Linked DNA regions of Homo sapiens: region 1 is linked to region 2. A link is a contact called in ENCODE Hi-C data. All regions are on one chromosome and are shown on one strand. Each heading gives the region's core, a stretch centred on a gene start or an enhancer-like site at or near the end of the contact. The rest is flanking DNA. Distances are from core to core; before and after follow the strand shown.

Region 1 (4,212 bases), core at 1,222-3,721, 1.0 Mb before region 2:
CCAGCACTTTGGGAGGCCGAGGCAGGCAGATCACAAGGTCAGGAGCTCCAGACCATCCTGGCCAACACAGTGAAACCGCATCTCTACTAAAAATACAAAAAATTAGCCGGGCGTGGTGGCAGGCCCCTGTAGTCCCAGCTACCTGGGGGACTGAGGCAGGAGACTCACTTGAACCTGGGAGGCAGAGGTTGCAGTGAGCCAAGTTCGCACCACTGCACTCCAGTGTGGGCGACAGAGCAAGACTCCGTCTCAAAAAAAAAAAAAACAATTATTTTCCTTTGTATTTACATACCCAAGTGTACCCACAGAAAAAATATAGCATTGTTTTGCTATGTAGGGGATCATTAACATAAATGATATTATACTATATGTGTTATTGTATATTTTTCTTCTTCTTTTCTTTTTTGAAAGAGACAGGGCCTCACTCTGTCAGCCAGGCTGGAGTGCAGTGGCACGATCATAGCTCACTGTAACTGCAAAATCCAGGGCTCAAAGGACTCTCCTGCCTCAGCCTCACAGGTAGCTGGGACTACAAGGGTGTGCCACCACACCCAGCTAACTTTTTAGGTTTTGGTAGCAACAGGGTCTCACTATGTTGCCCAGGCTGGTCTCAAACTCCTGGCCTCCAGTGATCATCCCATCTTGGCCTCCAAAAGCACTGGGATTACAGGCATGAACCACCATGCCCTGCCTATTTTGCTTTGTTCATTCAACAAGTGTCCCAGAGCTTCCCATTTCAATATGTGTGTATCTACCTATTCTCAGTAACTATATAAGAGTCTGTAGTAAGGACATTACCCATTTATTCAGCCATTCCTCTATGGCTGGGCATTCAGGCAAGTTCCAAGTTTTTCTTACTACAAAAAAGGCTGAAATAAACATACACATGTCTACTTGTGCACGTGGACAAGGTTTCTCTGAGAGAAACAGCAAGAAGTAAACATATGGGATCACAAGATACGCTCATTTGAAATTGAATAGATATGCTAAAGTACTCTCGAAAAGAGCTGTACCAATTTATACCCCTCCAGCAGTCATCAGAGAGCCCTTGGCCCCCAGCCTCACCACTGATGTGTCTGCCTCTCTCCTTCTCGAAAAGTGTACAAACTTTTAAATATCTGCCAGACAGACCTCCAAATCAACAGTAATGTGCTGTCATCTTAATTTGCTTTTCCCTGGCCACAGGCAAGGTTCACTTGCCACCGGGATCTCGTCTGGAGAACTGTGTCTACACCCCTGGCCCAGACCCCTTCACCACCAGTCAATGCTTCCACCTCTCTGGGTCACTCACATACCTTCTCCTGAATCTGGCCCCCGATGTTCCGCAAGGCCTCCTGGAAAACTTTGTTCTTGGGCTCCAAGCTCACACATCTCTGCAGGTCAAGGACAGCCTGGTCCAGGCGGCCCAGCTTCTCTAGGGCTTGGCTCCGCCGGTAGAGTGCTTTGACATCCCCACCATCCTTTTCAATGGCTGAGCACAAACAGGAGCGCTGTCAGCACCCATGAGGCCACTGTCTCCAGGCAAGAGCAGTAGGGAAAGATCTCGAGGAAAGGCCAGAAGAAGGTGGGGGGGACGAATGTGGGGCTCGGTGCTTCAGCCTCAGAAAAGGTGAGGGTAGCTGCAGAAAAGGAAAGGCCCGAGGCAGTGGGAAAGAAAGAAGGCAGATGTGTCTCTGGGGCCAAAGGAGGAGAATGTGACGGTGCAGCGGTCCCAGAGTCCTTGCCCACCACAGAAGCCCTACAGCTCCACACCAGGGCCCACCATTCCCCTACCTTTGGATGCCTCTGTTTCTGCTTTGTCGTAATCTTCCTGTAAGAGAAAGACAGGAGCCTGAAGGAATGGTCATCTCCCTCTCGGGGCACTAACCAGGCAGCAGGGGTACTCTCGCTCTCCAAGGTCACCCGATCCCCCACCACCCTGAGGTGCAAAAAACATCTGGCAAGCGGGGATGGCCTGGGAGCGTGAATGTCCAGCTGGGGCCCAAGCATCAGCTTAGATGGGCGAACCGGGGCCCGGGCGGGCGAGGGGAAGAGCGCCAGGCTCCCTCACCAGCTTGAGGTGGCAGGCGGCCCGGTTCCGGTGCAGAACGGCCTGGTCCTGGGGCGTCGCGTCCAGACCCAGGGCCTGAGTGTAGGCCGCCAGGGCGCCCCCGTAGTCTCCACATTTGAACAGCTCATTGCCCTCCTTCCGCAGCTGCTCCACTGAGCTGGCCTGTAGAGAGAAAGGGGGCGGAAACGTCGGAGGGGGTTCGGGGCAGAGCCCGGGAGCTAAGGGGAGAGGAGAGGAGGGATCGGGGCGAGCCTCATGGATGGGGAGAAGGAGGCCAGGGATGGTCAGGGCGGGTGCGAAGGGGTGATGGCGCGGGGGTTGGGTACGCACCCCGGGGGTGGCCGGCCGGGGCTCGGGGGTCCCTGGACCACTCACAGTCATCGCGGAGAGGTTGTCTCGTGCCCGCGCAGGCGCAGTCTCTGGGGCGGGGCGAGTCTGGGTTCGGGACGCCACCGGCAGCTGCCCCGCCCCACTCTTGCGTCGGAGGTGGGGTCAGAGAGGGGCAGGGCTAAGGAGGGAGCGCGCCCGGGCAGGGGCGGGGCGCTTGGCTCTGGATCGCAGGTGCAGGCAAGCTCCGGGCGCACCTAAGCTGTCCCCGCAGAGACCTGCAGGGAGCTCGCGGCGGAGGACCCAGAGGGAGGCCTGCGGTGGCTCCAGCCCAGACTCCGGCCCCGACCGCAGCAGAAGTGCACGAGGTCTACGGTCATCAGGGTCACAACCAGTAGGTTGTAGAGGCCCAGCACTAGGAGCGGGCCTGGGCCCCTGCGGGAGAGAAAAAGTATCTGGATCCCGGCCCCGACCGCGCTCTCGCTGCTGCGCTCTGTGGGGGGTACAGAATCCCTGGGAGTCCGGAGAAAGCTCAGGACTCCCTCCCCAAATAAGTGTCGTCTTACATACACACATTTGCATACGAATTTAGGAGCTCATCCTAGAGCCACCCATGGGCAGATTCAGGATGGCTCCCCATTACCAGCTTGCACAGCCCCCTGAACTTCTCCTTTGTAATTGTAATCATGATCTACATGATTTTCTGTTGCGGTCTGTCCCTTCACTAGTCTGTAAGTTACAAGCCTACCACCCCATAATTTAGGAACAGAGCCCCAGATACTGGAACACCCTGTCGATGTTCCAGTGGCTCTGGGGTTGGAGATCTCACCTGAGGATGGGCGGGGGCGGAAGAGCGGACAGATTGACTTGGTACAGGGCCTCAAATTCAGCCCGGGTGCAGCAGGAGCCCCCTGCAGCCTGCAGGTGGCAGCAGTAGGCTTCCTCTGGAGAATCAGACAGACGAGGGCAAAAGAAACCAGGGTAGTGACGGCCATGGACATCCCGGGTGGTCTGGCACAAGTGAGGGTGGTGGACCAGAGCTGAAGAGAGAGGTGGGGGTGCTAGAGACAAGCAGGAGGGGCCTTTCCACAGCTCACTCCACCCCTACTGGAGAGTAAAAGAGATCAGCCCCTACCAGAAGAAAAGATGCCCTTCCACCCATCCCCATCAGTTCCAGTTCCCAGGAATAGCCCATAGCACCAGAGGCAGGTGGGCCACAGGGGTAAGTGCTGTACCTGAGAGAGAGGTTGGCTGGACAAGGGTCACCCAGCTGAAGAGCAGCAGTAGCCCCACAGATAGGCCTGTCAGCAAGGGGCCTGACCTTCTCTGGATGCCCATGAGAGTTCACTACCACCTCTGTCCTGGTCCTGGGAACCCCAACATCTCTCTTTCTAGGCCGTGACTGCAGACAATAAGGAAATAAAAGTCAAAGCCCCAAGGCCCTTGGGCACCATTAATACGAGCCTGAAGCTTCTCTATCACAGGCTTTTAGAGAGAGATGACAGGGACTGGGTTTCTGTCTCCTGTTGGAAAACGTGGGGCCTGCATTGCCAAACTGCTGAAGGAGAGAAGGCTCAAAGGACTAGAGGACAGAATGAGGGATGAGAGAGCAGCTGAGCCATTAGTATGAAGAACAAACAAGCATTTACAGCCAAATATGTTTCTACCCATTCTCCAACTTCCAGGCTGCCATGGAAGCTCTGGGAATTCTGACCCTCCTATTTCAGGTCCCAGAGACCTCAGTTCCAGCATGTGGGGCTTCCCTCCCTAACCTCTGCTACGTGGCAACCACCAAGACTAGCTGAAAACCAAGGGTGACTCCTTTCATTAGCCTT
Region 2 (4,103 bases), core at 934-3,433:
TGGCTCACGCCTGTAATCCCAGCACTTCGGGAGACTGAGATGGGTGAATCACTTGAGGTCAGGAGTTTGAGACCAGACTGGCCAATGTGGTGAAACCCCATCTCTACTAAAAATACAAAAATTTGCTGGGCATGGTGGCATGTGCCTGTAATCCCAGCTACTGGGGAGGCTGAAGCAGGAGAATTGTTTGAACCCGGGAGACGGAGGTTGCAGTGAGCCAAGATTGTGCCACTGCACTCCAGCCTGGGCAACAGAGTGAGACTCCATCTCAAACAAACAAACAAACAAACAAACAAAAAACTGGACTAGGCGTGGTGGCGGTTTGGGAGACTGAGGCTGGAGGATTGCCTGAGGCCAGCAGTTTGAGGTTACAGTGAGGTATGACTGTGCCACTGCACTCCAACCTGGGTAAGACCCTATCTCTGAAAAACAAACAAGCAAACCCCAGAACTCTGGCTGCAAAAGTAGTACATATTTCTTTGAAGGAAAAAAAGGAAAACTTGATAATCCTACCACCCAAAGATGTTTTTAAATCACTTATGTGGTACTCAGTTATGTGCCATGCACTGTCCAAGTGCTTACAAATATTATACTAACTCCCTTTGTGTTTATAACAACTGTCTGAAGTCAGTAGACTCATTTTCCAGTTTTCCAGTTTAGGAAACTGATATTACACCTTTTCTACAGATGGGGAAACTTGCCCAGGGTGCCCAGGCAGTCCGCAGAACCATGCTTTGAATCAGGGCAGTGTGGTTCCAGGGTCCTGTACAGATCAAACACCCTGACTCTGCCATTCCATCAGATACATGATTCATATTTTGGTGTATTTGCCTCCAATCTTGAGCAAAGTGGGTTGTCCCTGTACATACTTTGTGTAATCTTTTAGCTTAACAGGTGTCATGAACACTTCCGTATCATAAATCTTTCCCAGCATGATTTTTATTATCTATTTAATATTTCTCATATTCAATGTAGAACAATGCACTTAACCAATTTCTCATTTTTGTAATAATTTTCTTCCCATTTTCCCCTGTAATAACACTGCTGAGATATATATTTTTTTCTTCTTTTTTTTACTGTTCTGAAGATACTCTGGCAGAAATGTATGTTCCTCAGGCTAAATCTTTTCACACATCCACAATCATTTTATCATAAATTCTAGAGCTGGAAACGCTGAGTCTAATGTTTTATATATATATATATATATGTTATATATCTGTCACCCAGGCTGGAGTGCAGTGTGGTGTGATCTCAGCTCACTGCAACCTCCGCCTCCCGGGTTCAAGCCATTCTCCTGCCTCAGTCTCCCAAGTATCTGGGACTACAGGCGCGCGCCACCACAACCGGCTAATTTTTGTAATTTTAGTAGAGGCGGGGTTTCACCTTGTTGGCCAGGCTGGTCTCGAACTGCTGACCTCAAGTGAGCCGCCCGCCTCGGCCTCCCAAAGTGCTGGGATTACAGGCGTGAGCCACCGCGCCCGGACTGTTATATATTTTAAAGGCTTCTGATCCATATCGCCAAACAGTCCTCTGGATCGATTTGCATCTGTATCCGCTGCTCCATCTGCAGTATACGGACATGCTCCACTTCACCCACACTGGGTCATTAAAAGAACAAACAAAAATAAGAACTTGATCGATTTGGGATTTTAAATGGAAATGCACTAAAAATTCCTTAATTCCACCATTCACCGTCTACCATAGAGGAACAGCCCATCTGCACGGAGAGACAGCTACGTAATTCACTGCAGCATTATAATACTGAAAAATTAAAATGAACGAAATGTTCCATAACCGACGAACGGCCGAATGACCGGCGTCTCCACTCCGCGGAACGTTCTGCGAGCGCTAAGGGGATGGCGGGAGTGCATGATTTGGAGCGGGCGGTGAGAAAAGCAAGCTCCCGCCGCCTCTCCGTTTTGGCAACCCGGCTGACGGTCGTTTCGGCTTCTGGGGCCAGCCGTCGGTCTGGGCGAGGGACATAGATCCGGATTCGCATCCTGACTGGCCAACCAACGCTGGCCGAGGTGACCACTCTCCTCGGCATCCGCACCTGCCCTCCAAGGCGTCAGAGAGGCCGGACCCTTGGGTGCTAGGGCTCGTGAGCGCCGGGGCCAAGTTTCCGAGTGCCGCTCTCAGCAGCGCACCAACCGGAAGTGATCGTGTTGTGGCGGAAGGAGGAGCTTTCTGGGAGTAGCCGGTGCTGAGAGAACCGTGGCTGGCAAAGATGATTCAGGCGATTCTGGTTTTCAACAACCATGGGAAGCCACGGCTAGTCCGCTTCTACCAGCGTTTCGTGAGTGCGGCCCGGCTTCACCACGCCCCTTCAGGGCGCCCACTATGTCTTCCCTCCTCTTTGGCCTCTCGGCGCCCGGGGGCACCGCTCTTTGGTCACCTGGGGCTCCTGCACCGAGCATGACCCTCGCCCTACTTAAGCATTTAATCTAGGCGCAGGCTGGTGCCAGGCCTTCTGTCTCCCGCCCTACTGCCCCGCTCTCGCTGACCCTTTTCTTGATCCTGGCATTTCTGTGCCATTTTGTGACATTTTCCCGTGGGTCTCTGGGAACGAGATAGAAGCGACAGTGGGGAGTGTGCCTCGATGAGAACTTGAGTGATTGAAGTCACATTCTGTCATCTTTTTGGTTGTTGACCACAGTTTCATGAGGAAGAAATATTAAGTTTCTGAAAGTTTTTGTTATAGCCAGAACTGGAAAAGTTCTTTTTTTTTTGGAATTATTTTGCTTCAGTGTTGGCTGGGACTTTCCAGAGACTAGATACCCTTCACTCTTAGGGTTGAAGAAAATCAGTTTAAAAGTGGAAAAATGATGAGAAATTATAAATGCTGCCGCATAAGGGCTCAATAAGTGATTACGTAAATTTGAATTTTCCCAACACGTTCCTTTGCAAACACATAAACATCAGTATTTGCTTCCTGTCTTCGAAGATTATATTTCTTCATGGCAGGGTTTCAAAATGTTACATAATTGGGGGACTGGTGGAACTGAAGAGGGGAAAGAGCCAGAAAACGTGTTCAGGCTTCAGCTCCACCTTTTCTACTCTTGCGTCTGTTGACAAGTTAATAAACCCTTTTCAGACTTTTATTGTCTTTTGTCAATTAGAAATGAAAAAATAATTTTACTCCTTCATAAGATTTTTAAAGCTAGATTACATTTTATTAAGTAGATTACATCGAGGTAAAAATATGAGTATTCAGGCCGGGCGCGGTGGCTCACGCCTGTAATCCCAGCACTTTGGGAGGCCGAGGCGGGCGGATCACGAGGTCAGGAGATGGAGACCATCCTGGCTAACACGGTGAAACCCCGTCTCTACTAAAAATACAAAAAATTAGCCAAGCGCGGTGGCGGGCACCTCCAAGTCCCAGCTACTCAGGAGGCTGAGGCAGGAGAATGGCGTGAGCCCGGGAGGCGGAGCTTGCAGTGAGCCAAGATAGCGCCACTGCACTCCAGCCTGGGCGAAAGAGCGAGACTCCATCACACACACACACAAAAAAGTATATATATATATGTATGTATATGAGTATTCAGCGTAACTATTTGTATTTGCATTTGTGTGTATGCAAATTTCCCCCCTAGTTTTTTTCTAACAGGGTTACTGAGATAAAACTAACATGCCATACTGTTTACTTATTTATTTTATGTTATTTACTTATAGAGACGGGGTCTTTCTATGTTGCCCAGGCTGGTCTTGAACTCCTGGGCTCAAGCAATCCACCGGACTCAGCCTCCCAAAGTGCTGGGATTACAGGCATGAGCCACTGTGTCCGGCCCCAGTTTACTTATTTAAAGGGGACAATTCAGTGTTTTTTAGCATGTTCACAGAAGCTGTGTAACCATCACCACAATCAATTTTAGATCATTTTCATCACCCCAAAAAGAAACCTCTGCCCATTAGCAGTCACTCCCTATTTCTCCATGACTCTCCCAGCCCCAGAGAGTTTCTTTCCCTCTAAATTTGCCAGTTCCAGAATGGCAAATGGAATTTGCCTATTCCGTTGCCTATAAATGGAATCATAAATAAGTGGTTTTTTGTGTGTCTGCCATGTTTCATGTAGTATAATGTTTTCAAGATTCATCCATGTTGTA

What was found. Hi-C counts contacts between places; a loop is a spot of excess contacts on that map. Pooled maps may share reads with other maps.
Region 1: a map of B cell shows a loop between it and region 2 (13-fold over the local background). The contact joins the promoter of UNC45A here to the promoter of AP3S2 in region 2. A Hi-C loop is called at or near these places in 6 of 168 maps with a recorded cell type or tissue (B cell, CD4-positive, alpha-beta T cell, CD8-positive, alpha-beta T cell and 1 more), 2 of 37 single-sample maps with no recorded cell type and 15 of 50 pooled maps.

Annotation. Positions count from the first base shown.
Region 1 is chr15:90,933,544-90,937,755 of GRCh38, reverse strand. UNC45A (unc-45 myosin chaperone A) reads right to left here and starts at 2,471. Exons shown (of 20, transcript NM_018671.5): 1 at 2,381-2,471; 2 at 2,051-2,212; 3 at 1,774-1,810; 4 at 1,296-1,471. The coding sequence starts at 2,431. RefSeq lists a silencer at 2,256-2,655 and an enhancer at 3,286-3,385.
Region 2 is chr15:89,892,074-89,896,176 of GRCh38, reverse strand. AP3S2 (adaptor related protein complex 3 subunit sigma 2) reads left to right here and starts at 2,183. Exons shown (of 6, transcript NM_005829.5): 1 at 2,183-2,296. The coding sequence starts at 2,228. The region is part of intron 5 of ARPIN-AP3S2 (ARPIN-AP3S2 readthrough); the gene reads left to right. ARPIN (actin related protein 2/3 complex inhibitor) reads left to right here. Exons shown (of 6, transcript NM_182616.4): 6 at 1-1,171. RefSeq lists enhancers at 901-1,648, 2,003-2,152, 3,145-3,894.